3 separate regions of the Mus musculus genome follow, and all the other regions are linked to region 1. The links are chromatin loops, found by intact Hi-C in ENCODE. Cell type or tissue: heart. All regions are shown on one strand. Links, peaks and the distances in the headings refer to the core of each region. The heading gives the core; the rest is flanking DNA. Region 1 holds the start of Cfap46 (cilia and flagella associated protein 46). Region 2 overlaps Cfap46 (cilia and flagella associated protein 46). Region 3 overlaps Inpp5a (inositol polyphosphate-5-phosphatase A).

Evidence for each region. A loop is a pair of places that touch in the nucleus more often than their neighbours do. Peaks named below come from ENCODE experiments on the same cell type or tissue, not always from the same donor. Only the 100,000 strongest peaks of a DNase experiment are listed, where the experiment ranks them.
Region 2: it touches region 1 in a loop (10-fold over the local background); 2 of 42 quality-filtered maps call a loop at or near these places.
Region 3: it touches region 1 in a loop (5-fold over the local background); 3 of 42 quality-filtered maps call a loop at or near these places.

Annotation. Positions count from the first base shown.
Region 1 is chr7:139,680,227-139,690,619 of GRCm38, reverse strand. Cfap46 (cilia and flagella associated protein 46) reads left to right here and starts at 6,805. Exons shown (of 59, transcript NM_001302546.1): 1 at 6,805-6,898; 2 at 7,150-7,274; 3 at 7,485-7,616; 4 at 8,075-8,139; 5 at 9,634-9,798. The coding sequence starts at 6,850. Gm32680 (a long non-coding RNA gene) reads right to left here and starts at 6,566. Exons shown (of 3, transcript XR_389968.2): 1 at 6,481-6,566; 2 at 4,593-4,739; 3 at 3,878-4,264. In heart, for the core only: a CTCF peak has its summit at 5,790 (motif pointing right); DNase peaks (open chromatin) are centred at 5,859 and 6,749; H3K4me3 peaks cover 1,187 bases; H3K27ac peaks cover 730 bases; H3K27me3 peaks cover 2,095 bases.
Region 2 is chr7:139,610,742-139,621,134 of GRCm38, reverse strand. It overlaps Cfap46 (cilia and flagella associated protein 46), which reads left to right. Exons shown (of 59, transcript NM_001302546.1): 41 at 1,025-1,213; 42 at 2,667-2,795; 43 at 2,876-3,055; 44 at 3,533-3,703; 45 at 4,862-4,959; 46 at 5,485-5,561; 47 at 5,980-6,074; 48 at 6,631-6,728; 49 at 7,547-7,626; 50 at 9,006-9,158. The region is part of intron 5 of Gm33031 (a long non-coding RNA gene); the gene reads right to left. Among named protein-coding and RNA genes, the nearest start is that of Nkx6-2, 33 kb to the right of the region's middle. In heart, for the core only: a CTCF peak has its summit at 4,778 (motif pointing left); a DNase peak (open chromatin) is centred at 4,794; H3K27me3 peaks cover 5,086 bases.
Region 3 is chr7:139,479,700-139,490,092 of GRCm38, reverse strand. It overlaps Inpp5a (inositol polyphosphate-5-phosphatase A), which reads right to left. Exons shown (of 16, transcript NM_001127363.1): 4 at 8,374-8,461. Among named protein-coding and RNA genes, the nearest start is that of Gm46004, 96 kb to the right of the region's middle. In heart, for the core only: a CTCF peak has its summit at 5,697 (motif pointing left); DNase peaks (open chromatin) are centred at 5,302 and 5,671; H3K27ac peaks cover 392 bases.

The DNA of each region.
Region 1 (10,393 bases), core at 1,223-9,222:
GACAACACAGCAGAGCTGACCCTGGTGATGGGGGAGTGGGGGGGGGGCGCATGTGAGCCAGACCTGAGGGCAAGAGCATGGAAGAGCTGGCTCCATCATTTGTCTACCATGAGGTGGTATGGCTGTAAGGGTGATGCTGCCCCACCCCATGCACCACCTGCCTCATTTGGGGGAACTGGCCCTGGGATCATGAGAATGAGTGAACTGTCCCTGTCCTTCGCTGAGTGGGCCCTGACTCTCATCTGGACAGCACAATAGAGCTGGCCCTGGTGTGTGTAGGGGGGTTCAGGTGAGCTCCCCCAAGGGTGAAAGTGAAGGAGAACTGGCTTACCACTAGTCTGGAGTGAGGAAGTATGGGTGTGGGGATGATGCCCACTAGCTACTCCTCACCACCTGCAGTAGCTGGTAGGCCTAGCCTTGAGGTCATGAAGGTGAGAGTCTTAGCCTTGGGCAACACAGTGGAGCTGGCCCAGATGGCCAAGGCAAGGGTAAGCCAGCCCCAACAGTGTAAGAGCGGGAGAGCTGGCCCAGCCCCTCACTGACTGCAGCACTTGGGAGAGTAGGCCCCAAACCTTGACTTGCAACACAGTGGAGCTGGCTCTGGAGTATGTGTAACAGGTGAGGGGGTCCTGATGGCATGAGAGCAGGAAAGCTGACCCTGCAGAAGGTGGCATTAGATGGCATGGCTGGAGCAGTGCTGGGGAACCTGCCCTGGTGGGCGGATAAGGGAGAGCAGGCAGGCTGACCAGCTCAGCCATCATGCAGGCCCAGATCCAGGGCTCTGAATTGGCCCAGTTCAACATCTACATCATCTGTGAATGGTTGAGATGAATGGATGGGCCAGATCCAAAGCTGCAGGATCTCCATGACACAGGGCAACTACACACTAGCCGGAAGGAGTCCTGATGACGAACCGATATTGCTGGTGTCACAGAAGCTGAAGATCTTGAGTCAGACCAAGGACTCACTGCAATGAACATTTGCAAGTGGAGATGTGTGGACAGAAGGGTGGACTGTGGGACACACTGTGACACTCTACAGCTTCCATGATGAGGTATTGTCTATGCTTTTGTTGTTGTTGTTGTTGTTGTTGTTGTTGTTGTTGGTGGTGGTGGTGGTGGTGGTGGTGGTGGTGGTGGTGGTGGTGGTGTGTATGTGTATTTGTGTGTGTTTTGTTTTGGGTGGGAAGCTGTAAGGGTAGAGGGTAGATATGAGGTGATCGGGAGATAAGGCAGACTGGGCTGCATGATGTAAAACTCTCAAAAAAAATCACTAAAAACGTCTTTAAAAACTAGGTGAGAGATATGGAGACAAGCTGAGGGTCTCTGTTCTGACCCAAAGGATGCAAAACATTTGGGGTTGCTGTCACCTGGGTGGAAAGACAATGCTCCTGAAAACGGATTCCATTTGCCATCCTGTTATGCCCATGTTGCTCAGAGTGTCTCCATGCTGAGGCTCAGGAGTCCCAGGCTGCAGTGGCCCTAGCTGCAGTGGCTGTAGCTGCCACATGGGCCTTCGGTAAATGATGCTGAGTGAATGCATGGCACTTAGATGGGAGAAAGTGAGGGAAACAGGTTGTGATGTGCCACCCCTTCCATGAACAAGGACAAACTCGATGTGCCCGTGCCACCTGAGCCATACTGTGACTGTAGGGTGCAAAGATGTGGCGAGAGGCACCGGATGATAGTTGCACACTATCGAAGGAAGCCAAGTAAAATCTAAATGTCAGCTAAAATAAAGAGCAGGCTTTTTAGCATTTCTATAAAGTCTTTACATATGCTGGCACAGTACTAAGAAGATTCATTATGTGATGCCATGTTTAACTGGCACCCCGTATGTTACCTGGCTGACTCATGAGGGTGGTGGGCCCCACTGGAAATGGAGGAGCAGTAGAGGGTTTCTGTGTCTTGTCTGAGCGCATTCCTTTGTAAAGGGGAACAGACAAAGCAGGGACGAAAGGGACAAGTTTGATCAATGGAGAAAGACCCAAGTGGAAATACATGTGGCATAAGTCATAAGGACCATTTCCTGGTGATTTTGAGAAGTTCGCAGTGGTAGAGGCACCCCAGGAACTCAGGATGCTGGGATGCCAGGTGTTAGGGTGCTGGGGATGCAGGATGTCAGTGACATTGCGTGGTAGAATAGTGGATGTTACACTGGGATGCTGGAGACACTGGGATGCTGGGGATGTTGAAAATTAGGATTGGGATGCTGGGATCCTAGGCATACTGGGAGGCTGGGAATGTTGGCATTTGAAGAAGTTTGGGTTTCTGGATAGCTGGGGTGTTGGTTTGCTAGGATATTGTGATGCTTCACTCTGTTTGCAGGTGGGGTACAGAGCCCTGCTAAGCCCCACAGGAAACTCATCTGCCCAGGGAGGCAATGTCCTCTCTGTTCTGGGCTTGTTCCTTGAGGTGAAAATGGAGGATAAGTAGGCATCCCCTCCTGCCCTGTACTTCCCTTGCACTTCTAAAAGGCACCAGGCTCCTCCTCCTGGTGAGGGACTAGGCAGTACAGGCTTGGTTTGGGAGAGGAGCAGGGCTTTCTGCCCTGATTCTCTGCCCACCACCCAGAGCCCTGCTCCAGCTATTTGAAGGGAGAGAGATTGTACGCCTGCTTCCTGGGCCAGAAGAAGGTTGTATGTACACTCCCATAGTCACACCTGTGAACACTTACATTATACACTGCACACATTCACATACTTGTGTTCATACTCACTACTAGCTCAACATTCGTATACGTACACAATTCATACATCTACAGTCACACACACCAGCACAATCACATTCACACCCATGTATAACTCACCTTTGATTCACACACACACACACACACACACACACACACATACACACATGCATGTGTGTGTGTAATCAACAGACTCAGTATTCTTGGAATTCTTGTGCCATCATCAAAACAGACTCAGTGGCTCTCAATGTGAATCCACAGCCATGAAGAACCGACTGCTGCAGTGTGGACAGGGGACACGCTCACCACTCTGCAGCCCACAGTTGTTTCTTCCTGGCATGGAGGATGTGGGCCAGCAGCCAACTGACCTCCTCCAAGGGACATCCAGCCAGTGATAGTCCCTAGCCCACCAGCAGTGATGTGTGCAGGACGTGGTGACCTAGGTAAACCTGAGGTAGTTTGGATGGACAGTATCAGGAGGAAAAGCCAATGCTTTAGATACTATCTTTGTGTCCCCCTGATGCAATTGTTAGTGTAGATCTTCCCTCGCCAGCTTTGGAAAGCCCTTAGGTGGTGGTGGCACGATATTCTTCTGAGAGTGGCCAGTGTTCCTCCAGCCCTTTCTTAACATTGCTTTGGGTGTCCATCTTCTGGGGTTTTTCCCACGAGCTGGCATGGGCGGGGGGAGTCTTTGTGTCCGTTTCCTTAAACTTATTGAAACCTAGCAAAATATGATCCTTCAAGGAGTCAGGGAGCCATAACCACATAGTATAAACATGCAGAGCCTCCTGGGTGCTTAAAGTGCAGGGCCTTGAGAGACAGCCATAGTCTGTGGGACCCCATGCTGAGGAAATACTGCCCAAGGTGGGTCAGCTTTGAGGACACCCAGCTGTGTCTAGAAGGGGTAGGAATGTGCCCTTGGTGGACGAAAATGACATTTCCAATCAGAAAGGCTGACGATACTGAGCTCAACTGCCCGGTAGGGTCTTAAGGACTTCCTGCCATGGGTGGGGGCCAGTGGCACCTGGGCATCTGAGACTCAGAAGGGAGTATGAAGAACAACTTGAATAAAAGCCAGCAAACCCCAATCTCAGGTGGCCCCACCTCAGAAGAGCCTCACACGAGGGTCTCTGCGGTCAGCCAGGAGACAGAGCTCGGTCTCCAGCACTTCTACAGACAAAGAGCAGCGGGTGACATCTGCTAGATGAGGGAGTAAGTTTCAGAGATAGCATCATGAACTCCATAGTATCACACTCTTGGAGTCAGGGGCCTGAGTGGCCTTGGCAAAATGAAACACATCTAGCAAGAAAAAAATATTTTGTGTCACATTCTTCATATTTATAGCTACTATGTAACCAGGAAAAATGAGTTTTAATATTTAATGTGTTTGGATTTGGGAACACAGGGCTACATAATGTTTGAGCGATGTTTACTCGGTGGAAGTAAATATCTTTATATTTACTGCTCTATACGCACTACAGAGAACCTTTACAAATAAAGATCCACGTCAGCATTGTCATTGGAGTGGAGAGACGCAAGGTTGCTACTTCCAAGGTGGAATACTGCTCTGGGAACCCTTGAAAAACATATATGACATTTACGTTTCAGAATTATATCAGGCATACTCAATTTTATTACACACCCCCACACAGATGGTTGAGATTTCCCACCTCATGAAAGTGCAAACGAGACCCATATTCAATGAAACCCACACTGCAGAATTGAATTTCAATATCCTCTCGGGTTGGCCATATGAAAGATAAAACTCCCATGATACAGGACAGTAGCTGGAGCCATGAAACCCCCGCCCCTGCCCCCACCCCCAGTAAACCCCATGTATGTGCTCTCCACCCTAACAGACTCTTGCCCTAAGCACCCTCAAGTTCTGGAAAGTAAGAAAGTACCTCAAAACTTCCTGTGGTAGACATCTCACCCCTGGATCCCCTGACCCCCATGATCTGCCCAGGCCTAGGAGGAGCCCCAGTTCTGTTGCACCTCCTTCCAGGTGGAGTTCCTTACTGGAACTCAGGGGCTTTGTGTTTTCTTTGGTTCTATCATGGAAGAAAAAAAAAATGAACATAAACCAAGATGTCTCTGGCTAAAAGGCCTGGTGAACGTGTACCACCTGCGTCCAGCACCAAGCCAGGGGGGAAACTTCACCATCAATTTCTCTGACAGTAGGTCTGAGCATAACAGCCCAGCCTCTCAGTGAGAAACCTTTATGGCTCTCTCCAACATTCTCACACAACACACACACACACACACACACACACACACACACACACACACACCAGATGCCCACTGTTCCACATTGCCAGAACTCATCATGGATTGTTGCCTGCAGGGTCATTCTTTATTGCTTAGCCACAGCCCCTTGTGTGACCAACCATCTTTATTGAGGTCTTTGTTGGCTATCTGGGTCACTGAGCCTTGGGCTATCTTGAACAAAGCAGCCATGAACTAACTTCCTCTCCCTCTCCCTCCCCCCTCTCTCTCTCTCTTCTCCCTCCTCCTCCTCCCCCCTCCCTCCCTCCCTTGGTCTCTAGAACTTCAAAGGGTACTCATTATAAGAGGAGAATTTCTGGGTCATGAGTCAAGTACATGCCTCAGTTTACTTAGAGCTCCCAGTTTTTCGGTGATTGTCACTTTATCCCCACCAGCTGTGTGGCACATGCAGCTGTTTGTCCCCACCAGGACCTCTATCATCAGGCTTCTTGATTTTAGCTGCACTAATGGGTTTGAATGTGGGAGGCATTTCTTTGTGTTGTTTCTCTGATTACTGGCAACGGTGGCGGCTGCACTCATTCCCTGCTCACTGGGTAGTCAAGTAGCTCACGTTGTCAAGTGTCTATCCAAGTCTTTGGCATCTTCTAAAACTTGCCTGTGATTTATCCATTGAACTCTTATATAATCTAGACACAGGTCTTGTATTAGATTTTATTATGAATGTTTTCTTCTAACCTGTAGTCTACCTTTTCATTTTCCTAACAGCTTCTTTCAAAAGATCAGAAGACTCTACTTCTGAGGAAAGATTTTATCTGTTTCTCCCTCTGTGGTTTTTTAGTTTGCGCCTGCTAAGGTCTCACGGGCTCATGTGCTGACTCATAGTCCCAGCAGGTGGCGCTATTTCGAGAGGTTCGGTATTCTTTAAGAGGTGGTGTCTGGCTAGAGGAAGTAGGTCACTGGGGGCGTGGCCTTGGGGACTGCGGCTTTTTCCCTTAGATCTTGTATACACGTTTGTCCTTCTGCACGCCGTTCTAAACGCTCATTTAGGATACTAGAGTCAGCTTTGTCTTTGCCTATACGCCTGCTAACCTGCTGCCCACCTGCTGCCCCGGGGATCTCCATCATTGCCCACCGACCACTGCTTCTCAGCTGATGAAGCGCAGCTCCTCCTGCAGCTCCGGGCTCTGCCCCAGCTTGGACCTCCAAGACTACTATGTCTTAATGAAAGTCATCTCTAAGAGTGATCCTCGAACAAGGGCTCTAGAGCGTTTGTGGCGTCCCCCCACCCCACCCCCCGCATCCTTCCTGATCCCAGAACTGCTCCAATTCCAAGGCTTCTTGCCCAGGCAGCAGCTACAGGCGGGTCTACTCAGTCTTCACTCCTCAGATCCCTTAGATAATGTCACACATGTAGACCCGCCACAGGTGGCCCTTGCAGATAGAAAGGGGCACGCTTTCTGAGGCTGGCAACTTCCCTGTCCGACTGGTACCCAGCAGCCCACCTTCCTGCTCTGGTAGGCATCTTCTGTTAGATCTTTTTCCTGCATCCGTCCAGCCCGCGCTTACCGGAGCAGGGAGGTTTTGTGGAGTTCCCTTGTCTTTCTGTGCCGCAACAGAGCAGGACACAGAAACATGGGTGGATGGATGGGAGGTGAGCGCAGCCTGGCAAGGAAAGTGAAGACAGCATGGTATGGGTGCCCTGGGTGCCAATTCAACACTCAAGAGTTCTTGACCTGGCCTCACTCGGTGTCCATCAGTTCCGCTCCGCCTGCTTCTTGTCTACTTCCCCGCCCCCTTCCCCTCCCTACTCCCAGCGTCACGGACTCCTCAAGTGTAGCCCCGCCCCGAGCTCCCGCGTCCTTGGTCTGGGCCCCGTCTCTAGGCAACCGCTACTGGTCCAGCAGTGGAGCTGTATAGTTGAGGGCCTCCAGGGCCATGGACCTGATCATAACGCAGGAACTGGCCCGTGCCCGGAATCAACAAGGTGGGTCTCACTCTAACTTTGCTGATGGGAACCCCTTGACCTAAGTAGAGTGGCACAAAAGTCCGTGATGCGATGCGGTGGATACAGTTGTTGAACCCTGGCCTAGTCGCTGAGTGGGGATGGTTGAAAGCAACCTGGCCAGGAATTCAGACCCATATTTCTGTGCCAGAGGAAGGCTCTTCCAGGGACTGTGGACTGTGTCTCTCTGACATACCTATGCTGGGCCCCTCTGCTGATCCTCTGCCCGATAGATGCAACTGCCCTGCGAAGAGCTTATGAACTGATCAAGTCTGCAAACCTGGGAAAGTCGGAGCTTGACCCCACAGAGAGCTTCAGCCCGGACCTGTTTGTGCTGTGTGCAGAGCAGGCACTCAAGGTGAAGCCCTTGAGTGACTGGCTGTCACTGGCACACAATGAACCTGTCCCCACCTTCACATCTTTGGGTGTAAACGGCACAGGGTTAGGGTGGATGGGACATTTGATGAGTGTTGTGAGTATAGAAATGACCAAGCTAGCCTCACCAGTGACCCAGAGCGCCTTCATCCTGGGCATCTTCCTTCCTCTTCCTGGCTTCAATCTCCTACAGATGAAAGAGCCTGAGATAAGCGAAGACTGCATCCAGATGTACTTCAAAGTGAAGGCGCCAATCACTCAGTTTTTGGGCCGAGCGCACCTGTGCAGGGCCCAGCTTTGTGCCCCACAGTCAGAGGAAAATGTGGTAAGACTACCCCTCTCCACTTCTCACCCCACCTCCAGGGATGGCAGCAAGGCAGGTCTTAGAGAAGCTTTAAAGCAAAATGGGACTGAGGAACCAGAGTCTCCTTCACAGTGATGCAAAAAACATCGGCAGTTCCCATTTGTGCTTTTCTCTCCGCTCGGTACTCGCCAGGTGCCTGACATGAGTCCATATGACCTCCCACCTCTGCAAGGGGGTGCTATGACCTTTCTGTCTTCTCTCCCCCAAAGCCCTTCCTGGGCTGGGCAGAGCGGGAGGTGGGAGAGTCTGGAACCCACAGGCACAGCCAGCTGTGGTTGCTCAAGGGTCTTCGCTGTCCCCGGACTGTGCATAAGCTGGGGTGAAAACCAGTTTGCATTGGATGCCAGGAATGAAGATGAGCAGCAGTGGGTGCTGGGGTGGCTAGTTGGCTCACCTGGGTATTCTTTGTGCTGTCTTAGGAAGAATTTGAAAATTGCGTGACACAGTACATGAAGGCCATAAACTTTGCAAAAGGAGAACCGAGGTAGGTATGCTGAACTGTCTGTCTGCTTCTACTTGATTGCATAAGACTCTGGTGCCCACAGAAGCAAGCGATGTCATTTCTCTTTCTGACATCCATCCCTTCTCCTTTCTGTTTTGTGCTTGTAACGAATGGAGTTATGACACAGGCTTGTCTTACTAGCTGGGAAGGCCAGCCATACCCATGCAGACTTCCTATGCTGTGCTTGCTCAGGGCTCACTGAGATTTGTAGATGGCTCTCAAAGTGTTTTCTCGGTGGCCTCCTTCCCAACCTGTCCCCCAGAACTCCTTGTTCCTGGCTTTTGGGTCTCTCTGAAGGGAGAAGGGCACGCTTCAGGTTCTTCTGTGGAGACTGTAGTCCGCTGGCCCTGAGCCAAGGCTTCCTGGCTGCAGCCACGACTCTAGCACCGCTTTTTAGATGGTGGTTGTCTTTTTTTTTTTCCCTACCCAAACCCAAATTCGATTGTTGAAATGGTTAAGTTGGCATACACTGGCATTGGCACACATGCAGTGGGACCCAACATTAGCAGTAGCTTTTGCTCATCCCGCCCATGCCCACTGCTCATTGGTTGATATCCTTATCAAGTTACTGAATGCATAGGCACAAGGGTCCAAGGTGCAGCCCTACAAGCCTGGATGAGCCACCCCAGCACCCACTGCTGCTCCCTCCCTCCAAGAGTCAGAAGCCCGTGCTACACCAGAGATCTTAGCACAGTGAATGTTTTCAAATAGATCCATCCAGTTCCTAGCCATGTCCCACTGCAAGGGTCTTGGAGACAGTTATAAATGGGCCCGACAGGTGACTGGGAATCACTGGTCCGGCAGTTGGCCATTTGGTTTCTCTCCCTCCTTCCTGGATAATGAGCAGCAATGACCTGTCCAGTAACCAACCAGTAATAGAATGTCAAGCCTGTCCACTCCAGAAAGCAGCTTTATAGTAAGAAAGTGCCCTGTGTGACTCCCTCAGGTGATGACCTGCCACTCAGAGGAAGATGCTGGGAGGTAGCTCTCATACATCTTCAACACCCTTCTCAAGAGCTTATGATCGGACATGGAGTTTGTCCTACAGTCCCTCACTTCCACTGCAACACACTCATCTGTCTGACTGACCATCTTTTGCCTACTCAGCTCCTGGCTGATTCTTGGACTTCTTCCAGGTCACAGTCAGATGCCACCTCCTCCAGGAAGCCTTCCATGTTCTTTCCTCCCTTGCTTCTGACTGTATTTTCATAGGGTGTGGTTAGTTGTGGAATGACTGAACCTAGCCCAGCCGTGTCATCACCACTGTGAGTGAGACAGCCATTGCTCGTGTGGGAAAGGGCTGTCGGGGTGGCTCTGCATCCTGGTGCCGATGCAGATTGGTGAGGAGTACCCTAAATGAGGTGCCTGCGTCTGATGGTGATTGGACACACCTTCACTCCCCTCCTGAATGGGTCCAGGAACCCGGATACCCCCAGCCCTGTGCCTCCAACATTCTGATTTCTACTCCTGACCCAGGTATTACTTCTTGGTGTTCAATGCTTCTGTCCTCTACTGGAACATGGTGCGGCCCTTCCTGAAGCCTGGATACCACCACCTCGTGATTCCCAGCCTCTCCCAAATCATCACTGTGTTAAATCAGACAGAAGAGGAGGACAAGGAGTGGCGGGCAGAGCTGATGCTGTGAGTGGGGTGGCAGCCCTAACAGCCCTGATGAGTCCCTGATTACGATTCACATAGACCTCTCTCTCTCTTCCAAGGTAGGGCTTGGGTTTCTGACTTGTCAGCGGGTTCTTCCTAGAAATCTATGGATATTGCCACACGCCTTAAAGACACATCGGGATTCAAAGCAAAGGAAATAATGACACAGCCCTTACTCCTGGTCCATGCTTCTTAAAACATTAGTGTAGTGGGGTTTGGTTGTGGGTTTGCTTTTGGTAGGCACTTTGGCAAATAGCTATGCCAATATGAGCATCACACCTGGGTTCCCAGATACCTGGGCATGGGAGCTCTGGGCTTGCTGCTTGAAAGCCACAGACTATCAGCAAATTCTAAAGAGGGGGTCTCTCACAGGTTTTGTGAGGATCTTGCTACAAACAAGAGACCGGGTGGATTTTGTCAATGTGAATTCCAGCATCAAAGATGCCAGTTCAAGTCCAGACCTCAGCCTACCGGCTTGGGGACCTGCTTGTGGCTATTTGGAAAACCTCTAAGAGGAAGTTGATGTAAATGAGATGTTCCTTCAAAGTATCGACTGGAAATGTTCTTAATTAAAGTG
Region 2 (10,393 bases), core at 1,444-9,443, 70 kb after region 1:
AAAAGCAGGGTGAATCTGTGGGACCCAACCACATGCCATGGCAGCTCTTGACCACTTCCACACCTTGGTGCAGATAGGCACGGTCTGGTCACCAAGAGGACTTAACTAATAATGAAGGGGCTTCCTGTGTAGGCTTAAAGCTCCCGTTCCCAGGCCTTGGGGTTACTACTCCATTCATGAAAAAGGGCTGGAAACAGTCAATTGCATTATCTCAGAGCACTTGCCTGGACATCCCTCCCCACCCTCCTACCCCACTGCACCCCACTTCCTCCCAGTTCTGCAAGAAGAACAAGTTGAGCAACTGACTACCTGTTAGGAAGAAAACCCTTCTTATACTCTCTGTCTCTGTCTCTCTGTCTCTGTCTCTCTGTCTCCCTGTCTCTCTGTCTCTCTCTCTCTGTCTCTCTCTCTCTCTCTCTGTCTCTCTCTCTCTCTCTGTCCCTCCCTCCCTTCCTTCCTCCATTCCTTCTTTCCTTCCTTCCCTTCTTCTTTCCCTCCTTCCTTCCTTCCTTCCTTCCTTCCTTCTTTCCTTCCTTCCTTCTTTCCTTCCTTCCTTCTTTCCTTCCTTCCTTCCTTCCTTCTTCCTTCCTTCCTCCTTCCTTCCTCCTTCCTTCCTTCCTTCCTTCCTTCCTTCCTTCCTTCCTTCCTTCCTTTTTTCTTACTTCTTTTGCAGTCCTAGGATAGACCCCTAGGCAAGCGCTCCACCAGCTTAGCTGTAGCCCCAGCACTTTCCCGTTCTCTTAAACGCCATGAGACAAGTCAAGGTGAACATAAATGAATCCTACTATTGACCTCTATCACTGAGCTCTCCTTTATAGTAAGAGCAGATGTCTTATATGATCTTTCCAGTGTCTAATTCCTAGACTCACCCTCTCATGCTTACCACCCAGGACTGTGCAGATAAAGGACATATGTCAAAGTACCCAGATGTTCTCTGCTAGGAAGTTATCTGAGATCTCTGGGTGACTGGGCGGAGGTCACATGAGAGCCATTGGTGGTGACACACCTCCTTGTCTTCCCAAAGCAATGGTTCTTCCTGAAGAGGACCCTGCCTCACTTGGTGCTAACACAGCTGGAGAGTCTGCAGCCACTGTGTGTGGGCTGCACGGACATCCGTGCCCAGCTCCTGATCCTGGCTGGGAAGGCTCTCCATCTGCTGTACGTGCAGACAGATCCGGTGTACCCTTCCTTCTGCTGGGAGGAGGAACTCTTGGTAGGTGACCCTTCTTCCTACTGCAGTCTGCTCCCCGACTTCTCCACCTCAGCTGTGGAGTTGGGATGTCAGAGGTGTTTCACCAATTCAACTCGGGAGGGTCTGGCCCCAGCATCTCTATGTCTTGGTCACTTGTGTCTGGTTGTACACAGGTCCCTGGGGGTGTTGACCTCGATCCTAAAATACACTGGGATGAGTGGTGTCTGCTCCGTGACCCTCTTACATACCACACAGCCTTGGAAATCTCAAAGAAGGGAAAATATCCCCTTCTTCTTGCTCCAATCAGGCCCACCTTACTCTAGGGTTAGGGTTCTCTGACAGAAGCAGCGACTGAACTCAGATCCCTAGCAGCAGCTCCTGCAAGCCTGTCTGTCTGTCTGTCTCTGAGTTCCCATCCTAAGAGCCTAAACAGAGGTACTTCTACCCCCAAGATGGTGCCAGCTTCCATGAACAAACTGGAATTGAAGCCTAGCAGACAAGCTCCCGTAGAAACCCTCACATTCCATGGTAGCAAGCCATGCCCAGGACTCAAAACCCAGGGAAGCTCCCAGCCAGCCAGCTCTGAAACCCTGGGCTCAGTCCCCAGGCTGTAGACAGCAGGAGAGCAGGAAGACCCGCGCCGCTGAGCAGATGGGGCTGGGCCCCTTGGTGAGCAGGTGTTTGTAGCATCTGCACAGGTAGCAGAGTCAGGGACTTTACATCCAGAAGCACGACCCCTCCTCTCTGCCCTCAGTTAGGGTCTTTTCAAGATGGCGAGGAACAGCTGTCTCTAAACATGCAGGGACCCCTGTGTGGAGTTCAGGAGGCTCCAGGAGACACACCTGCCTCCTTCCAGGCCCCAGAGTGCCTCCATGTTTGTTCCTTAGGTGTGGCCTGTTTGCTGCTGTGCAGCTAGCTTCCTGACACCAAAGCTCTCCGTCGCTCTTCCAAGCTTCCTTCTTCTTTTCCAGATGGGATCTTTCCTCTTGGCCCGTTTCCGTGAAGGTTCCTAAGTTGAATGTGTAGGGCTCTCATCCTCTTGAGTTTGTTGATGCGTTTCCCACATCCCGCTGTGAGATTTCTTCCCTGGCTGGCTCGATGGCTCTATGGTTTTGGTCTGACTTTGGGGGTGCTGTATTGTCACAGACACCTTCTGCTCCTGAGTACTAGCCTGTTCTCACAGATGATTTCTGTCCCTAGGGTTTGGTAAAGGCTGCTGGTGGACAGGACCTGTGTAGAACTAGTTTTTCTCCCACTTTGTGTGTGGGCCATTAAGAGATTGTCTGCCTCTTCCCACCACATTGGTAACACCGTTGACCCCACACCACATGACTTGTGATCGATATCACATGATCACTTACAACCCGAAGGACCCACTGATCCTTACCATCTTTCCCATCCCTGGCATCTGTGTTTTCCCTGCCAGCCAAGCAGGAATCCACAAACGCCTTCTATCGTGTGGTATGCCCTGTAGGTAGGCACTAAGAAGGATAGCCTGAGATCGCTGGAGACAGACACAGAGGACAGGAGTGTAGAGACCTCCTCCTCGGCAGTCTTCAAGGAAGCCCCCAAGGAGCAAAGCCGAAAGGCTGAAGGTCTGAAGGTATGCAGCATTCTCTACCTGTCCCCTGGTGGCTTCCGCCTGAAGAGCCCACCTTAGCTTGAGCTTTGCACTGCCCACAGAAAAGGATGGTGCTGGCGAGGGGGTTCCTGGCTCAGACATCGGAGGTATTGCTGCAGTGTATACAGACTTCCCTGAGCAACAACCTTCTGGACATCGTGGCCTCTGCCAGCATAGAGATGGTGGAATGCATTGGCATCCTGGATCCCATCACCACCTGCCAGTTCCTAACACTGTCACAGGTATAGACCTCCTCTGCCCATCTCCAAAAGGGCCCTTGACTGCCTGTCACCCCAGGGGTGGGAGTGCCTTGGCACCATCCAGCCCTGTTGCTGTCCACTAGACAAGATGGGGTGGTCCTGTGGTTGAAAGAAGAAGAGATCCTCCCTGTTCTCTGGGCCTCAGGCCAAGCTAGTCCTTAAGTAATAGAAGCCAGCCATGTAACTGTTCTTGTAGCTCAGTGGACACATGCAGTACTCACCACTGTCTCCCCCATCCCCCCCCCCTCCACACACACACACACACACACACACACACACCGAGTCTCTATGATGGAACATACTGAGACTCCGGAGAAAGGGCTGGCATAGCACTGACACCTGGTCCGACAGGGGCCCAGCAGAGGGTGACACACAGACTCCTAGATGGCCACTCCCGGCTCAGTTGTCCTCTGCCACCCTCCTACACGGCACACACCACTCTTGTCTGCTCTGCTTCAGAGCTGTTCAACCTCAGAGATGATGCGGAAGGTCCTGCTCACGGCCACGAAAAACACGGGCAGCTCACAGCTGGCGGCCCTGCTGCAGCTCCACCAGCGACTCAGGCAGCAAGACAAGATGTCCACCAGCCTGTTTGCCAGTGTAGAGCAGAAACTGGCCTCCTCTTTCAGGGTAATGGGCCGGGGAGCCTGAACACACACTCCTGTGACCTATATTGGCCTCTGAGCTGGCTCACTGAGTGCTAATAGGGCAGTCTCTAAGTGCCACCTCTAGCTGCGTGGTGCTAGAAGACCTCTCCGCCTCTCTGAATCTCATATGCCATGGGTACAGGCACAAGAAGGCTGAAAGAATTGTAGTTCCTTTCCACTATTTGCCCCAGGGGAGTCGAGGTCTTGGTGAAGTCCGGTAAAGAGCCAGTGATGTCTGGCAGCAGGCAGCCATGACACCAGAGAAGTAGCTGAGAGCTTATACTGAGAAGGTCTATAGGTTTTTGAAACCCCACCCCTGCGGGATGGGTCATCCTTATTTAAACTCCCATAAGCCTCCACAGGTCCCTATGAAGTCAGGCCAGAGAAATCAGCCAGAGAAGACAGTACATCGGTACACCCACACAACAAAACACACTGAAGCAAGGAGAGCTAGCTTCTGCATGAACCAGTGTGATGAGGCTACCCACACACTGAGGTGGCCAGCGGCTAGGCAAGAAGCAAGCCACCACCAATAAAGTCCATTCACAGCCCCCATATGGTAACATGACCCATCTCTTCACCTGCCATATGGGTACGGCCATTGTGAAGAGTCCGCTTGGTGCCTCACGTAGGCGTTATGTGGCTCTCTCTATTTCTTATTCTTTGATAAAAGTTTTCTAAGACATCATTTCATTTTTGCAAACCCAAAGCTGGGTCTTGAAGCTGTGCGCATTAAGCAACTCACACAGGAGATCTGGGGGTACCCCTCAGGGCCCACGCTGGCTGACTGCCGTGGGCAGAGGGGACCCTGAGGTGTGTGCATCCTCTAGGAGTACTCACTCACAGGAAGCAGGAAAACTGGGGGTCTGGGTAAACTGACCCCAAGATAGGTCTGCAGCCTGCAGCCTCAGGGCTAAGTGGAAGCCCTTAGCTAGGCTCAAGGAGGCAGTAAGGACCTTGAAGAGATGCTATTTAGGGTTTCTGGGAACTGCATCCACAAGTAGGCAGAGCTGGGCAATTTGAGGAGCCAGTGAATTTCTCATTCCTCTGCTGCCCCCTTGTGGTACTGATGCATTCCACAGCCCAGACACCTGGGGGAGAGCAGTGGCCGTTCTGAGTGACCATCCCCTGTCACACACAGGCATGGCAGAGCCTCTGTGTCACAGAGCAGCATTTCAGCATCCTGAATGAGATCCCACCCGTGTTCCGGATCCTCTTTCTGCAGCATTCACAGGACAGGTGAGGCTTTCCTCCTACCATTGTAAATCTCCACCCTGTTGAGAAAGCCCGGCCAGAAGGCATGGGCAGAGCAAGCTTACCACACCTCTGCCCCTAGCCTGAGGCCAACTGGGCCATCTGGAAAGCATACTTGGCAGACTCAGCTAGTCCACTTGACAGGCATGGGCACTCGTTCAATCCAGAGACAAAGGGAAGCCCTCTTCTGACCCCCCCCCCCCCGGAAAAGACCGGGGTGAATTTCCATGACGACGAGGGATGTATTGGGAGGAAGGAGCTCTGATCTGCACTCACACAGGGTCTCTCTGTTAGATAGATCTGGCTAGGCCTGCACTCCTAGACCTTCTGTAATTTCCCTCTTACTTGGGTTATACAGACTGCTTCCTAGGCCTCTGTCTGCCAAAATAAACATTGAAAGGCACCTGTTTGGGTGCCGACTGCAGACTGGCCCGCTCGGCTCCTGAGACCTCGGTGCTTGCCTGTTCACCTCCCCTGGGAATGGGCCTGTGACCTCTGCTCTGCCTGCAGGTCTTGTCTGTATGGTGCTGCCTTTGAGAGACCAAAGACCATGCCTTCACCCAAGGGGAAACTGATAACCGTGGGCGGTAAGCTTGGGTACAAGCAGGGGCTCCTCCCATCGACTCCAGATGGGTTGCAGTGGGTGGGAGAAATCCTTGCCCCAGAGCAGGACCACAGAGCAGGGGAGGGGAAGGGAGACTGAACCCAGGAGACGAGAGAAAATAGAGGCCCCACGTTCCTCTAAGGGATCCAGAGGATCCATGCCTCCCCAGAACTCCCTCTGTCAATCACCACTGTGTTTGCCTCTGCCTGAACTTTCTGGGTAGTAGCCCTCATGTTCCCAGAGAAGAATGGGGGAACTCAATGTGCCCAGAAGACCTTCCCATCACATGTCTCCCCTCTGAGACGTCAAGGTTAAATACCCTCACAAGGGTCTCCATCTGCCCACACGACTCCAGTAGCTCTGCTCTGAGCCCTGTAAAGGCCTCGGGTGTATTTTGACAGGTTATTGCAAGGTAACTCGGGTGGCTACGAGTCCAACTGCCATCTCTGACCTGTTGACGAGTATCCAGTGGTTCCAGAGGCAGACACGGGTCAAGGTACACAGCCAAATTATGACCCCGAACCCAAGCACTTGAGGCCCGAGACTCTAAGCCATATTGTAGACTGCAGCCCATCCCAGGGAAAAAACAAGACTCTGAGGTTGGATTGGGCCCGGGTAATGGGCCCAGAACTCAAGAGGAGGAAGGGGAAGCCCTATGAAAGGTGGGGAGCTCCTCTGAGTCCTTGGATTGAATGTGACCCCAGAGGAGGGGTCTGGCTACCTCTTCTCTGCAGAGCATAGGGTTACCTGTCCTGGGCCGATCCCTATCAGCAGGACATTCCTCAGTGTCATCAGAGGACAGGGACAGGGACAGGGATGAGGTGTCAGGATAGTTCCCGGAAAACCACTGGGAGCATTGTGCTGGGGGAAGCGAGAGCATTGTGCTGGGGAAGCGAGAGCAATGCCAGCGCTCTTTGTGGAAGGGCTGGAGCCGAATGATCTCCAGGGGGTCTTCCTAACTTGTTTCCCAATTGAGTACAAGTCATATCCAGTCACCACTGGACAACAAGCTATGATTCGGGTTAAGACAGGAATATTTCTTGCCTGTTCAGGAGCAAGCCCTGTGCACTCAGAGTCTCAGCAGCATCCTGGAGCACATGGAGGACTACCTGAAGCCCATCACCCCCCAGCTCACCTTCCCAGAAAGCAGGTATCAGCATGTCATTTCCTCTGAAGGCTCCCGGGTGCGGGGGGGGGCAGCCATCTTCCTCGCACCAGGTGATGGGCAGCTGAAGCTGGTAACAGAAGGAGCTAGAGGGCTGTTGTACGTGGGGCTATGAGTCCCAAAGTAACCAGGGTCTTCCTGGCGCCCACAGGCCAGGCCAGCTGGGTGTAGCTGAAGGCCAGATCCCACCTCACATCTGGAGACAGGAAAGCGCCCATCTGAGCTAAGTAGCCAGATGTGAGGGGCAGACATCCAGGGCTGGTTTCTGCGCTTTCCCTCCATGTGGAAACTTGTCTCTGCGTGGTGTGGCCCTACCCAGGACAGGCATAAGCGCCTAGCTCTTTTGTGTGTTTTATAGGCAGGAGTCCCACTGCTGCTGCTGCCCCTGCCCCACTGACCTCCCTGATGTGAGTCTGATGTGTGAGAACTAACCAGCAAGGCCCGGGGATCAGCCTCGGGCACTCATTTTGGGAGAAAAGCAGGCAGGTGACGGTGGAGCTAGGCATTCTTCTCCAGCAGCATGAGGACATCCTGAGGTCCCCTTCTGTTGGCACTGTGTGTCAGATGCAGAGATGGCCCTGAGTGACAGCTGGGTGTGGTAGCACAGGACTCTAATCCCAGCGCACAGGAGGCAGGAAAGTGTCTGAGTTTGAGGCCAGCCTGGTTTACATAGAAAGTGGGGAGAAACAAAACCTAAGCAGCAATGGCCGAGCGAGGACTAGGCTGCGTGGCGCTTCTCAGCCTGGTCTGTGGGTGTTTCCCTATGTTTCCTAAAGCCTGAACACAGTCACTCTGAATTTCAGAAATCAGATGCCAACAGCTGTGGGTGATGCAGGGAAAAATAAAGGCAGAGAGAAGGAAAGGAAAATCTCTCTCCCTTCAGGTAAGTGGCAGGGACAGACAGACCCAAAGGCCACTGCCGCTACTTCAGGACCCTGTGGTGACACTCACCCATTCCATCACGGAAAGCCTGGGCGGGTCAGGAGTCACAGGTTCCACGCTCAAACAAGTCCTACCTGGGCATGCTACACAGGACCCAAGGTTCCTCTCCTTGAGGTCTCCTAGAACAAAATCACCCCCAGGCTGGGCAGAAGGCCCTAGGAGAGTGGTTCTCAACCTTCCTAATGTTCCTCATGTGGTGATGACTCCACAACCTAAAATTATTTTCATTGCTACTTCATAACTATAATTTTGCTGGCGTTATGAGTTGTAATGTTAATGTGTTTTCCAGTGGTCTTAGGCGACCCCTGTGAACCGGTTGGCCAACCCCTGCAAAAGGGGTTGTGACTCACAGGCTGAAAAACACTGCCCTAGAAGGTTCTGGGCACTGAGACTGACAGCTCTCTGAGGAGGATTATCAAACAGTGGATCCATGCTGCCCTTTCTGGGCAAATTATCAGTTCCTGGCCCATAGTGCCCTTAAGAAAGAGCGGTGTGTTATACACCCAGCTCTCACTGTCCTGGCCAGATGACAGTCTGCTGGTCCTTGTAGGAAAGATGAGCATTGCTGCCCTGCGTTGGGGAGTTCACCAGAGGTGGCCGTGGGAAAGGGCTCTGTCTCATCCGCCTGGCGGCCTTGTCTGTGGGGTACTTTTAGCACAACCCCCGCTGTTTTCACTTGGACTGGGAAAACTAGGAGGATGCTCTCACTGTGCGACTCCCCAGGCAGGAAGGTCAAATGCGGGCCCATCCTGTCTCTTGGCTAGCTTCTCTGATTTTACTAACGACTGACTCCTTTAAAAGGCAATTTCCTATGTTGAATTTTGTCTCCTTTTCGATTGCCACTAAGAACTGACAGGTGGCAAAGGGAATGGCTGCTTGCTCCCCTCCTCTGCCACCCCCCCCCAGCCAAAAAAGAAAAAAAAGCCCCAAGCTTTTTCTCCCAAGTTGAGTTGGCCAAATTACCATGAGCCAGATGCAGCAAACACCCCAAGAACTGCAGGTTGCCTTGATAGCTTAAGACGTGGCATCCTATAAGGTGTACCACTACCTAGTGACTCTGTCATAAACTTGATCTCACCATCAAAAACAGTGGCTACCTCAGGGACCCTAGCATGTCAGGGACCAATGCAGCCATGCCTCTACAAGCTGAGCTGGGGACATAGTCTTCCCTCGTATCTTCATGCCCGGGATGGCAGCCACCAGGCCAGTCATCTAGCCACAAAGTCAGGGCTTGGAGTGACGAAGCTGAAGCCCCACGTCCGTCCCGTCCTCAGAGCTGGTCTCTCCTGTGTCTGAGCTGCTGCCACTTCCCTTCCACAGGGCAGCCTGACCCTGAGTACCTGATCCTGATTGTGGACAAGTTCCTCCTGGAGCTGCCCCTGGAGGGGCTCTCCATGCTCAACGAGGTCACCTCCCTGTCACGAGATTTCTCTCTCCAGATGCTGTGGAACCGTCTCCATAAGGAGGAGCGAGGTGAGCAGCGCCTTAGCCACAGGAGCACTTAATTTTAAAAATGGAAAATTTTAAACTACTTTTCAGATAAAATATTGTTAACTCCCATCAAAAGGTAATGAGCAAGGCACTGGGGGGTGTAGCCCAGCGTGGAGTGCTTGACTCGCGTGCACAAGGCCCTGGGTTCCATACCCAACACTGAAAACCATTGCCAAGTGTTTTCACGTCTCCCTTGGCCCTTACCCATTCAAAATCACTTCCAGAATAGACACCATGTGCTGTGAACAGAAAGCTCTAACCCATGTTTCATGGGTGCTGATGCCATAGCAAAGAAGAATCCCACTGAGCGAAAGACCTGACACCCAGACTCACTTGGCTCAATGTTGTGGGGCAGCGAGACAAGGTGGGCACTGCAGGATGGTCCAGTCTGCAAAAGTCCTCCAAACTGCTCCTGGGGCATGAAGCAGTAGTATTGCTACCCTGCTCTAAACTCCCTGGCAGATGCACACACACTCCTCACTACCAGCCCAAATGTTTTGGGTTCACAAATGAAACATTGACACACACACACACATATACACACACACAGCCTTCTATTTTAATATGCCTTAAACAGCGCAATGGTTGGGCACATCCAAACCTCCCTGCAGCTAACACACTCTCCCCTCCAATATTCCTGAATTATTACTTATTAAAATCTATATTCTATCTTGGCTACCATGAACCCAGACCTGTAGTCCTGATGGGCTATGATCCCTGACTCTTACATGTTGTTAGTGTCTAGGTCTCTCTGCCCTACACAACCCTGTCTCTAGCAGGGATTCAATCCTGGCTGACATGAACTGGATGCCCTATGGGGCTTGAGCTAAGCCTGCAGCTCTGATTTCTAGCTTCTGGTCCCTGGGACTTTATCGATCCCTGTCCTGAAAGTGTCATGCAGTATAGAGGAGTCCCTCCTAAGGCCAGGCAGTGTCTTCTCCTTTCTTGGCAATGGTGTTTCTCCTCTTCCCCCATGGTGGTCCTTTCCTGGGAATCTCAAAGTCCCCCCTCTGTCTCGCTGCCCCCCCCCCGCAGGCAACTTTATTTACCAATTAGAACCAGCTGGTCGTTGTAGGGGCCATCAGTGTCTCACACGCAAACGTGCCAGTTTCCATGAAATTTGGGAACCCAATTAACATAAAATAAGCAATAAACCAAATCCACCACAGGGGCATACTGACACTTCAGAATCCATGTCGTACACCAAGAAATACCGA
Region 3 (10,393 bases), core at 1,455-9,454, 200 kb after region 1:
GATCAGTCACATAGTCATGTCCCCCACCCAGGAGAACCCAGTGAGGATGGGTCAACACGGGGCTCCCACTGTTCCCCCATGTGGTGCCTTGCACCTGCCCCTCTACTTTGTGCCAGGTCAGGTGGGCACACGGCTAGCAGTGGGTCTCAGTGGCCTTCTGAAAGGGAAATTTCTTAAGAGACATATCTCAGCTTGTCCTTGAGCTCATAAGAACCAGTGTCAGTCACTTGCAAATCCTGGAGTCCTTACAGGCACCTCCCCTCCTGGAGACATGAGGCTTAGCCTGTTCTAAACATATGTCCTGGGCTAGGCAGACTCCCTTCAGGGCCTGGGCTGTAGCCAGAAAAAGCTCCACAGCTCCTCAGGATGCATGGATCCGGTAACAAAATGAACCTCGTGGCAATTGTTTCCCCCACTTTGATAGCCCAATGTCAGCTCATCTGTTACAGGGAAATAAAAAAGTCAGGCCTAAATGTATAAAAAATTATGATGGAAGTCCTAAATAAAGCGTAGACTGCAAGCTCATTGAGTCAAAAATCAATCAATCAATGAGGGAGTGGGTTAGGAGCACCTCATAAGCCCCAAAGAAATCATTTGCCCAAACACTGGGATTTAACGGTGGAGGACCAAATTCCAACACTTTTAGGAAGTAAATAATGAAAAATCAATTCAGAGGAAAAACAGATCAAGAACCCTGAGTGTGACGTGCCGACACATTTATTGCTTAATACCATTCCTCGTCTGACCCGAAAACTTCGGAAGGTGTTTATTTACTTTCAACACCTTCCAGGGATCAATATTTTTAATTTGGATCCGAGTTATTATTTTTCACATCACAGCAGCGGGGAGCAGCGTAAAGTGGCTCATATTTTAGTGCTAAAAAGATCGATACGACAGTTTCACCTTCACTGCGGCCCGGCTGCTGCGGCCGCACATCATCACATCCCGAAGGGCCATGGTACTGAGGCAGGAGGGCAGGTCATCACCCGACAGGGGTGCAGACAGCCATGATTTAACTGAGTGCAGGGCGCCCAGTGCCCTCAGAAAACCAATCTTGCTCCTCTCACTTCATCAGGTCTCCAGTGAGGAGGAGGACGGCAGGGCCCAGTGCAGAGGGGGCCACTACTGGCCAAGATTAGTCCCTCATCATAAACACATTTGCCTTTCCCTCCTCTTCCTCAGATCAAAGAACATCAGCCAACTCCATTAATTGCCCACAAATTTCTCCCAACCTTTTATTTAGGAGAAAGCAGGGAGGCAGCACCCACAGAGCAGTGGGAAGGAAGGGGCTTCTGGGAAGCGCAGCCTCCACTCATCAGTCTCGCCCTCAGAAGAACCAGGGCTTCTGCTGGGGCAGTCAGGCCACACAGGGCAGGAGCCTCCTGAGGACACTCAGGGCATGGGGGCAAATGTGGACATCACACCAGGAAGGACAAATGTATGACAGCCCCTTGTCAGCCTTCAGCACCTCACGTTCTCCCTAACCTAATTTAACTATCACCAACCCAGTCCACCCCACGCTCTGCAAATAAATCCTAGAGCCCAAGAAAACTCAGGACACCCGGGCGAAAGCAGAGTCACACATCTTATGCCTAAGTGCTCTGTCTTATACCTCCGAGAAATACCTATTCCCAATAGTACTGGCAGCGACACAGAGGAGAAAGTAAAGAAAGAGACCCTGACCTTGTACGAGGGCAGAAAAAGAACTACCAGCCCACATGTGAGCAGCATCCAGGTATCTAGGCAATCTTGACGGGCGGGTCTGAGGCCTTCTGCCAAGCAAGAGCCTTGCAAAAGCAGACAGCAGGACGTTTGCATTGACAGAGCTGCCCCTGAAACTAAGAGGTAGACTTTGCCTACTGGAGCCACCCATAGCCTGCTATTGTCCCTAAATAAGATGGGTCACTGGAATCTCCAGTTTCTGACCTGCCTAGGACACCATTCAACTACCATTATCCACCACCTAGGCTGCTTGTGAATAAGATCCCGAGGGGAACAGATGAGGCTAGAGTTTCCTTAAGTACCCCAAACTCTCCTGGTATTACCCACCCAGACCACCACACCCATGCCTGCCGCCAACAGAACAGCATGCAAGCTTTTCTCCAGGCACCTGCACCTTAAAAAGCATGTGCAACCTCCGGGAATGTTCTACCTCCAGCTATCCGGTCTCCTTCCTTGGCCTGAGGCAAGGTATGGGCAAGCCCAGGTCGAGACAGGGTGGTACTGAGAAACCTACTGATGCTGCCTCTTGTCAACTGCCCCAATGGCACAGCTCTCTCCCTGAGGACCTATGACAGCACACTAAGCCCTCTCAGACCTCTCAGGAGCTATGCCACCCATAGCAACAAAGTCTTTCCAACAATAAGCCATTAGTAAGGTATGACTCCTTCAAATTCCCCCTGGCTGGTCAAGAATTTCCTTTCCATTGAAAGGGGGTAGTCCCTCCTGTTCCCTAGCACTTTACTCTAGAAACAAGAGCTTTGGCCAGGTCATATCAGCTCTCAGTGCTCTCTCCTCTGGGTGCAGGCAGAAGCAAAACCAAGAAGCCTATTACCTTCTAGTTCCCAACAGGAATGCTATTAAATTAGCTGCAGTTTCGAGAGGCCACCCAGGGTTGGCTCTATAGCCAGACAAGGACCATAGCCCTAGACCTGGGTTTTGGATCCTGTCTTAGTCAGGGTTTCTATTCCTGCACAAACATCATAACCAAGAAGCAAGTTGGGGAGGAAAGGGTTTTTTCAGCTTAACTTTCCACACTGCTGTTCATCACCAAAGGAAGTCAGGACTGGAACTCAAGCAGGTCAGGAAGCAGGAGCTGATGCAGAGGCCATGGAGGGATGTTCCTTACTGGCTTGCTTCCCCTGGCTTGCTCAGCTTGCTTTCTTATAGAACTATCAGCCCAGGGATGGCACCACCCACAGTGGGCTAGGCCCTCCCACCCTTGATCACTAATTGAGAAAATGCCCCACAGCTAGGTCTCATGGAGGCACTTCCCCAACTGCAGCTCCTTTTTCTGTGATAACCCCAGCCTGTGTGAAGCTGACACAAAACCAGGTGGGACAGCTCCCCTATTCAGGCACCAGAACGGTAGATATCAGGCCCCAGAATGGGATGAGAGGATGTGCTGAGGACATGGACCAGGCCATGTCTGAAGCCCACCACAGAGAACACAGCCTCTGGCTTCCCAGACTCAGGTGAGCAGCCAGCAACGCACTGGTGAACACTCCATGCTGAAAGGCACCCCTTAAGCAACAAAACAAGACAGTGGTGGAATTATATGAAAATAAATTTTCAGTCTCTTCCTCACTTTGCCATTCTGAAGCAAGAGTACAAGGAAGCCGTTATCTCACGCACTCTTATTGATGCGCCCGCTTGTCCGGAGGTAAGCGATGTGTTTTCTATGCTCCTCCGAGTGGCTGGCTAAATCAGACACATGATTTCCATGCTGCTAGAGTGTCTGATCAATAGACACTAGCGCAGACTTGGAAAACTTCACCCAGGTAGTTCCTCAGTGTCCAATCTGCATGGCTGGCTTACTGTGAAACCCAACTGTGCCACACTGTGATGCCGAGAGCCCTGGAGACTGGAGGCAAGAGGCATAAACCCAGGAAGTAGCTCTAATGCCAGGTGGGCTTGCTCATCCCCCTCTCTCCCTCCCTCCCTTCCTTTTTCTGGGTCCTCTGAACTCTGATTACCATTCACAGCACCTCAAGGTCATCGTTCTATCCTCTAATCCACACAGCACAGAGCTCAGCTTCCAGCTAGGCTCTTCTTCAAGGACCCTCCCTCTTAGGTCTATCTCATCTGGCAGGCCCAAGAGGGCTGCCCTAAGAATAAGCAGCCCTGGCATCCAACAAGTCCTCAACTGCACTGTGATTCCAACTCTGACAAGGTCAGGGGTTCTTCATGTTGTTAGAAATCAGGGTTCTTACGAGGGCGCAGCCTCGTAACTTAATAGATCTCACCCATGACTCTTCTACCAACATGACTGGCTCACAGGGTCTATTCCCACCAACTCCCTCCCAACATGTGGTGTCTCTCTCCACTTAGTGGTAGAGCCCCCGTCCTCACTGAGCCAGTCTCTGGCAGTGAGGAGTGGCCCTAGCTAAGGTACCGCCAGTACACGAACATGCACTCTAGGAGCCGGCTGTCCCTCAGGAAGAGGGCACAAGGGTTTGAGAAGGGAAGAAGCAAGCAGGCAAGCCAGTGCACAGGTCAGGTAACAGGAAGCCACAGGGAAGCTGACAGTAGGGCCTGGAGAGTGGCAATGATGGCCCCAGCCCACAGAAGGATGCAGATGTCCCTTCAGGAGCACACCATGGGCATCTGGCATTCTAGGGCCCAACAGCAATGACTCAGCCTCTAGGAAGATGAGTTCCTGTACCTCCACTCCTGCACCAGGTGGTGGCCAAGAGATATGTAAAAGGAGTTCACTGAAAGAGCTCATGAGAACGCTGGGCCCCAGAGTGAGGACAGCACAGTGTGGTGGGCTGGGTACCACTTGGGAAGCACATTGCTTGCTCTTTTAGTTCCTCTACAGGTAGCTACAGAGCCTCATAAAACCACTTCAACAGAAGAGCCACGTGTTTCACTTATGTCACTGATGTTTAAACTGGTGGCACCTTGACCAGGACACTAACAATCAAAAGCACAAACCATTCTCTGGATGCCACAGGCCTCAGAGCCATCTCTCATCTCAGCAACGCCAGCTTCCACACACTGCATGGGGCCCAGGGCCTTCCTACCTGGATGTTGTTCCCCAGTGTTTTCAGTACTGGCCTAGACGCGCAGCATGGAGAGGAACGTAGCCTCTGCCTTCCTGTAAATCCTCCTCGAGGAGCTCTTTCTCGGCTGCACTTTGGCTTCTGGCCCCCCAGTCCCTGTGATTCCCTCATGCCTCACTGAGTTCACCTCTTTGGATCCAAGTTCCTTGCAACTGGACCAGGAACTCACCCAGTCCCTGAAATTAAACACACCCACCAACAGCCTCCGATTCTCTTCTGTTCATGACTGTCACCCTCTCTCCAAGGTGCCACTGCCTTCTCCCACCCCATCCAGAAGGTCTGTGGGTATTCACATTCCCCCCCCACACACACACACACTCCTAGCCCTCCAGACTCCTTGTCTGCCAGGAGACAAGTCCATTCCATGACTCTAAACATGGGACAGGGACCTGTACACGCAATCCTGGGAGAAAACAGCAAACAAAAACAAGTTAAGCCAACCAAGGCGGGCTCTCCAGGGAAGCAAAGTCAGGTACTCGTAGTGCTCCAGGACACAGTACGCTCACTCCTGCCCTCTCCTGTGATTCACAATTAGCCATTCTGTTGGCCCAAGGCCAACATCCTCTTCCAATGGAAACATTCAAACACAAGGAACAGGATGGGGACCCAGATTTTCCAGTGGTAACAACCTAACATGCCAGTCTGGCAGAATGTCTAAAGACCCAGACTTCTAATAAACAATTTTCCATGTAAAACTCACAAGGAGCAGTGACAAAGCCAGGGGCCCAGCATCGAGGGGTCGTTTTCATGGTTTCTGTACAGCATAGACAGCAGACATCCATCTCACATCGATAGGCAAACATGGTAGCCACAGTAAGCCACAGAGAACTTAATGTCCCCATCTCAGGATAAAAATCTTCGGAGCTATCCCTGCAGTGAGCATTGGGGCTGCATGTGCTGCACTGGTGCCACCTCCTGGCAGCAAAGGCATTTGCAAGTCTCCTATTCTAAGCCCCTGGAGCATCACCAGCAACAGAGGCAGCAGATCTTAAGCTAGAGTCTACCCCATCACCAGGGGCTCCCACCCCCACCCCACCGTCAGCTCATGCAGCAGGTGCAGTTCATTCAGCCCAGCAGCTTGTTGGAAACAGGCCACTATTTTCTGATCCCCATTAATGCCCATGACAGCATTTATGTATAAGATAAATTCATCTCAATTTCCTTTTTCAATTAATGGCCTATTATTTGAACCAGACTCAGCTAAAAACACTCAGCTGATACCATCAATCTTACAAAGATTAAATTTCTCTGTCTGAAGCTACGGGGTGCCAGGCTAGGCAGGAGGATGGCTACCTAGCTGTCCGATGCAGCCAGCTATGTTCAGGACCCCAAGGGTGGAGGTCCTTCCTACCAGGACATCCTAAGGCCCTCACTAAAGGCCATAACACAGCAAGAAACACAGTGAAGGGCTGTGAAGTGGATGGTGCTCAAAGACCCAGGGCCACTGTAGTTACAATCTGGGATAAGAGACCTCTACTCTCTGCTACCTACAATGACTCCAGACAGACATGGAGAGCCCTTGATCATCACCATTCATCAGACATGAAGGCACTTCATATCACACTGTTGTCGATAGAGAAGCTGGGTACCAGGACAGGAATGCCAAGGCATAATAACTTCTTGACAAGCAAAGGGGAACAAAGCAAAGCAGATCTACCACATGTCATGCTCTGCCCTCAGACAGCGACCTTCTTCCTCTGTCAGCCCAGCTATGAAGGCTCTTGCAGTGTCAAACCAGCCCTGTTTGTGAACGTGGGATTTATCCTCCCTTCCCTGTATTTTAGGTCATTCTGTCTATAAAGTCAAAGGGGAGTTATGGAGAAAAGAACCTTCCTACAGATGATGCACTAGTGGAGCAAGGCCTCAATGCAGGAAAGACAGGAAAGCTGCTGCTGAGCCTTCTGCAGCACTGGTGCCCGGTCCGACGGTGATGCACCTTACTAAGATTCTGCCTGCATTTTCTGCTGCAAATCCCATTGCCACAGTCGGATCTAAGAGTGTAAGTTTTGTGAAATTGTGGAAACCCTTAGCCATTGTTTGTCCAAGCATCTCTGTTCCCTCTGCACTCTGGAAGGCCCTAGAGACATGGTGCCAGGCCACATGACATCATCCCAGAGTGACCCTTTCAGGGTTGTTTTCATTTCTAGCAATTTCCACTGCTTTCCCTCAGTTTACCCCCTTTCTGTCTGTTGTGTCTAGTCTGATGTCTATCTTCACTGATATCTCCTGTCTTTTTCATCTGTGTAAATCTGACTTAAGAAGATAAAAAATTTGGGTATTGGCAGAGGAAATCCAGAAGGCTAAAGGGAGGGGCCTTTTACAAGAAGGAAAGCAGCACAGAGCTGAGAGGAAGAAGCCAGCAGCAGAAGCAGCAAAGGGAAGATGAGGGGAAGCAGGAGGACTATATTCTAAGCAGGCCAGGGCTAGAGGAAGGACACCTCTGAAAGTGGGTGGGTGGAACACCAGTGAGTTTGAAGAAAATGTCTTTGAGAAGATAGAACATACCTGGCACTGAATGCTCCAAACACAGAGACTGAAACCTTGACAGGTTGACAGGGGTTCTCTAGCCTAAGGACAACCCCAAAGCCTGCCTCCCCCTCTCTGTCTCTGTCTCTCTCACAAACAAACATACACACACACACACACACACACACACACACACACACACACACACACACAAGATGCAGGGCAGGAGCCATGCCCTGTTCTGCCCACCATGACATACACCCTTGCTATATCTCTCCATATACCCAACAGAAGCCAAGCCAGGGAGCTGCTCAGGGTAGCCCATGGCAGAAGATGGGCTGACAGACAAGGGCCACTGCTAGATCTCACCTTGTGGAGAAGAGAGGTAGCACCTATGAATGTGACAACCTATGACAACCTATGAATGTGACAACATGTCAGAGAGCAAAGTAAAAGGCATCGGAGCAGAAAGTTAACTCAATCCCTGAAGGCCTAGGCACCCCAGAGCTTGAGATGCCGTTCTCCAAGCCAACAGTTACAAAGGCTTTCAAACATCTCTCGATACTTCCTAGCCCTTCCCAGTGCCTCCTGCCTCCTAAAGCAGCTATGACCCAGGACACTTCTAGAAGAGGGACAGTTCCTATGAGGTCGGTGCAGGCTTTATCCTATACCACTGTAAGGCACACCCATTCTGAAGCAGGTTTCCCTCTGAAGGCCTGCTCAGGGCTTACAAAGTGATTGCCAAGCCCAGGAGCAGGGGAACTGAGCAGCTCAGGCTCCAGTTCAATCTCTCATCTAAGCCACGCTGGAGACCTGGGTCCTCCTCTCTGTCGGACATCTCAAGGCCAGCCTCCCTGAGCTGGCCACCCCCACCCCAGCTCCTGCCCATGCTCTCTCTGGACCAGCAATGAGATACACTCTTGAGCCTCGGCCACCAGCTCTGCCAGGCTGGGGTTTGGGGAGGACTGGGGCCGTCCAACAGTCAACAGAACGTGAGAAGCTTTTCATAGGACAGTCACACTGCTGTGACAGGGCATGCGTGCCGACTTAGTACTCTTTGGAGACAGCTGAGATTCAGGTTCCCTTGGCCTGGGATTCATGCCATAGCTTAAAAACGACTCACCGTGAAGTGTTCCTGTGACTTGTAGTTTTCATCCAGGTAGACACGCGCCCTGTTGTATTCTTTCATTGCGTCACTGGATAGTAGTTCTCTGGGAGGGAAAGAGTGAGCACAATAAGCAAAAGCCCAGACGCCGTGCCTTCCTTCCCACCCATGTGCTCCAAGCCACCAGGCCATGGTTAAAACTGTTTTTCACATCACTCTGAGACCCACACAGCCCCTAAATGGGCCAAGCAGGAGGGAGGGAAGGAGGAAAGAGGGGAAGATCAGTGATAGCCACAGTGGACTCAAGTCCTCTTTGTGTCCTTGGCATACAGAGAGCAGCCACATAGCAGTCTCTGGTCTCTACTCAGGCCTGTGAGATGCCTACACCATGGGGCCTCCCAGGGATAAAGATGCTGATGGGAGCCGGACAGTGGTGGTGCACGCCTTTAATCCCAGCACTTGGGAGGCAGAGCCAGGCGGATTTCTGAGTTCAAGACCAGCCTGGTCTACAGAGTGAGTTCCAGGATAGCCAGGGCTACACAGAGAAGCTCTGTCTCAAAAAAACAAAAACAAAAAACAAAAACAAACAAACAAACAAAAAAGATGCTGATAGGAATACCTGGGACTCACTTAGGCCACACACCATGTGTAGGTGACTTCCAGAGTCTGCTGCTCTCATTGGCAGCCCCACAGTGCAGACAGTGACAGTGACTAGCATTTCCTTAAAGGAGACAGTAGCCCATGCTCATCAGCCAATGTGGCAGAGCCTCACTGCATCTCCCACCATCCCTTTTTTATGGTCAAAGCCCAGTAGGTTGATTTTATCATCATCTCTAGGTTGGCTAGAGAAAAAGTACCTACCACACATCCAGCCCAGAATGTGGGACAAAAGCCCATTCCTTCTCTGCCGCTGGTGAGAAGCAGGCACAGCATATGACCCAAAGTACAGATGTTAGGGAAGGACCCCAAGGGAAACCTTAAGTCTAGGAAAGAGAGGCAGCAGATGAGCTGGCAGCCACAGATCTCAACATGTTCAAGGGCGTGAAGACGGAGAAAGAAATGCCTGGGCACCAACCCTGAGCACTGAATTGAGATCCCGAGGAGTGAGGATTAGAGATGACAGGGTACCAAGCTCATCTGGTATCAAATGCCTGATGTGGGATGATGGCTTGAATGTAATCCCCAAGACACACTCAGTAGCAGAAAGAAACTAACCCTTATAAGTTGCTGTCGGACCTACACACACAGGACACTGGCACATGCTGCCCTCCTCCAGACAAATGTGAGTAAAAAGCTACCTGACATGGGAAGGGTCGCATAACATCAGGGCCATAGTTTTTTCAAAACAAGCTACCAACAGATCCAGGCCCAGAAAGGACAAAAGTAATAGGACTAGTGGAAAAGAATGTTAAAATGATAAATATAAATATGAGTCCTAAAGGAAAATAGGAATGTACAGAAGAAAGGAGTTTCTGGTGCTGACAGACAAGAATCAGGATCTCACAGGATAGACAAAGAGTGAGCATCCCTGCAAAGCAATGCAATGCAATAGGGGCTCCCATGCCATGTGGATGGCTGCGCCTCTCTGGGCAACACTGAATCAGGGCAAGGGAGGAGGGGGCCGGGAGAAAAGCAGCATCTATGGACAGAGGGGACTAATGTTCTCCAAACTTAGGCAAACCTGTAGGTGCACCGTTCGAAATAAACAATATTAAACCAGAACACAGCAAACTGAGCTGCTACAAACAAGGTAGATGTAGATGAAAGCGAGCAGCCGGGAAAGCACATTATCCACAAGAAGATGAAGATGCACACAAGGGCTGGGCTCTGGTCGGAAACAATGAAACACAGAAAACAATGACATGGTGTCCTTGAAGTAGTGAGGGAACTGACAAGCTCCCATTCATCCCCAATAAACGCAGCTTTCAAAAATGAGAACAACGAACTTTTTCAGACAAACAAAGGCTGAGAGAATCAGCAGCAGCTGACTTGTACTGAAATAAACAGTACAGAAAGCTCTTTGGCTAAGGAAAATGGT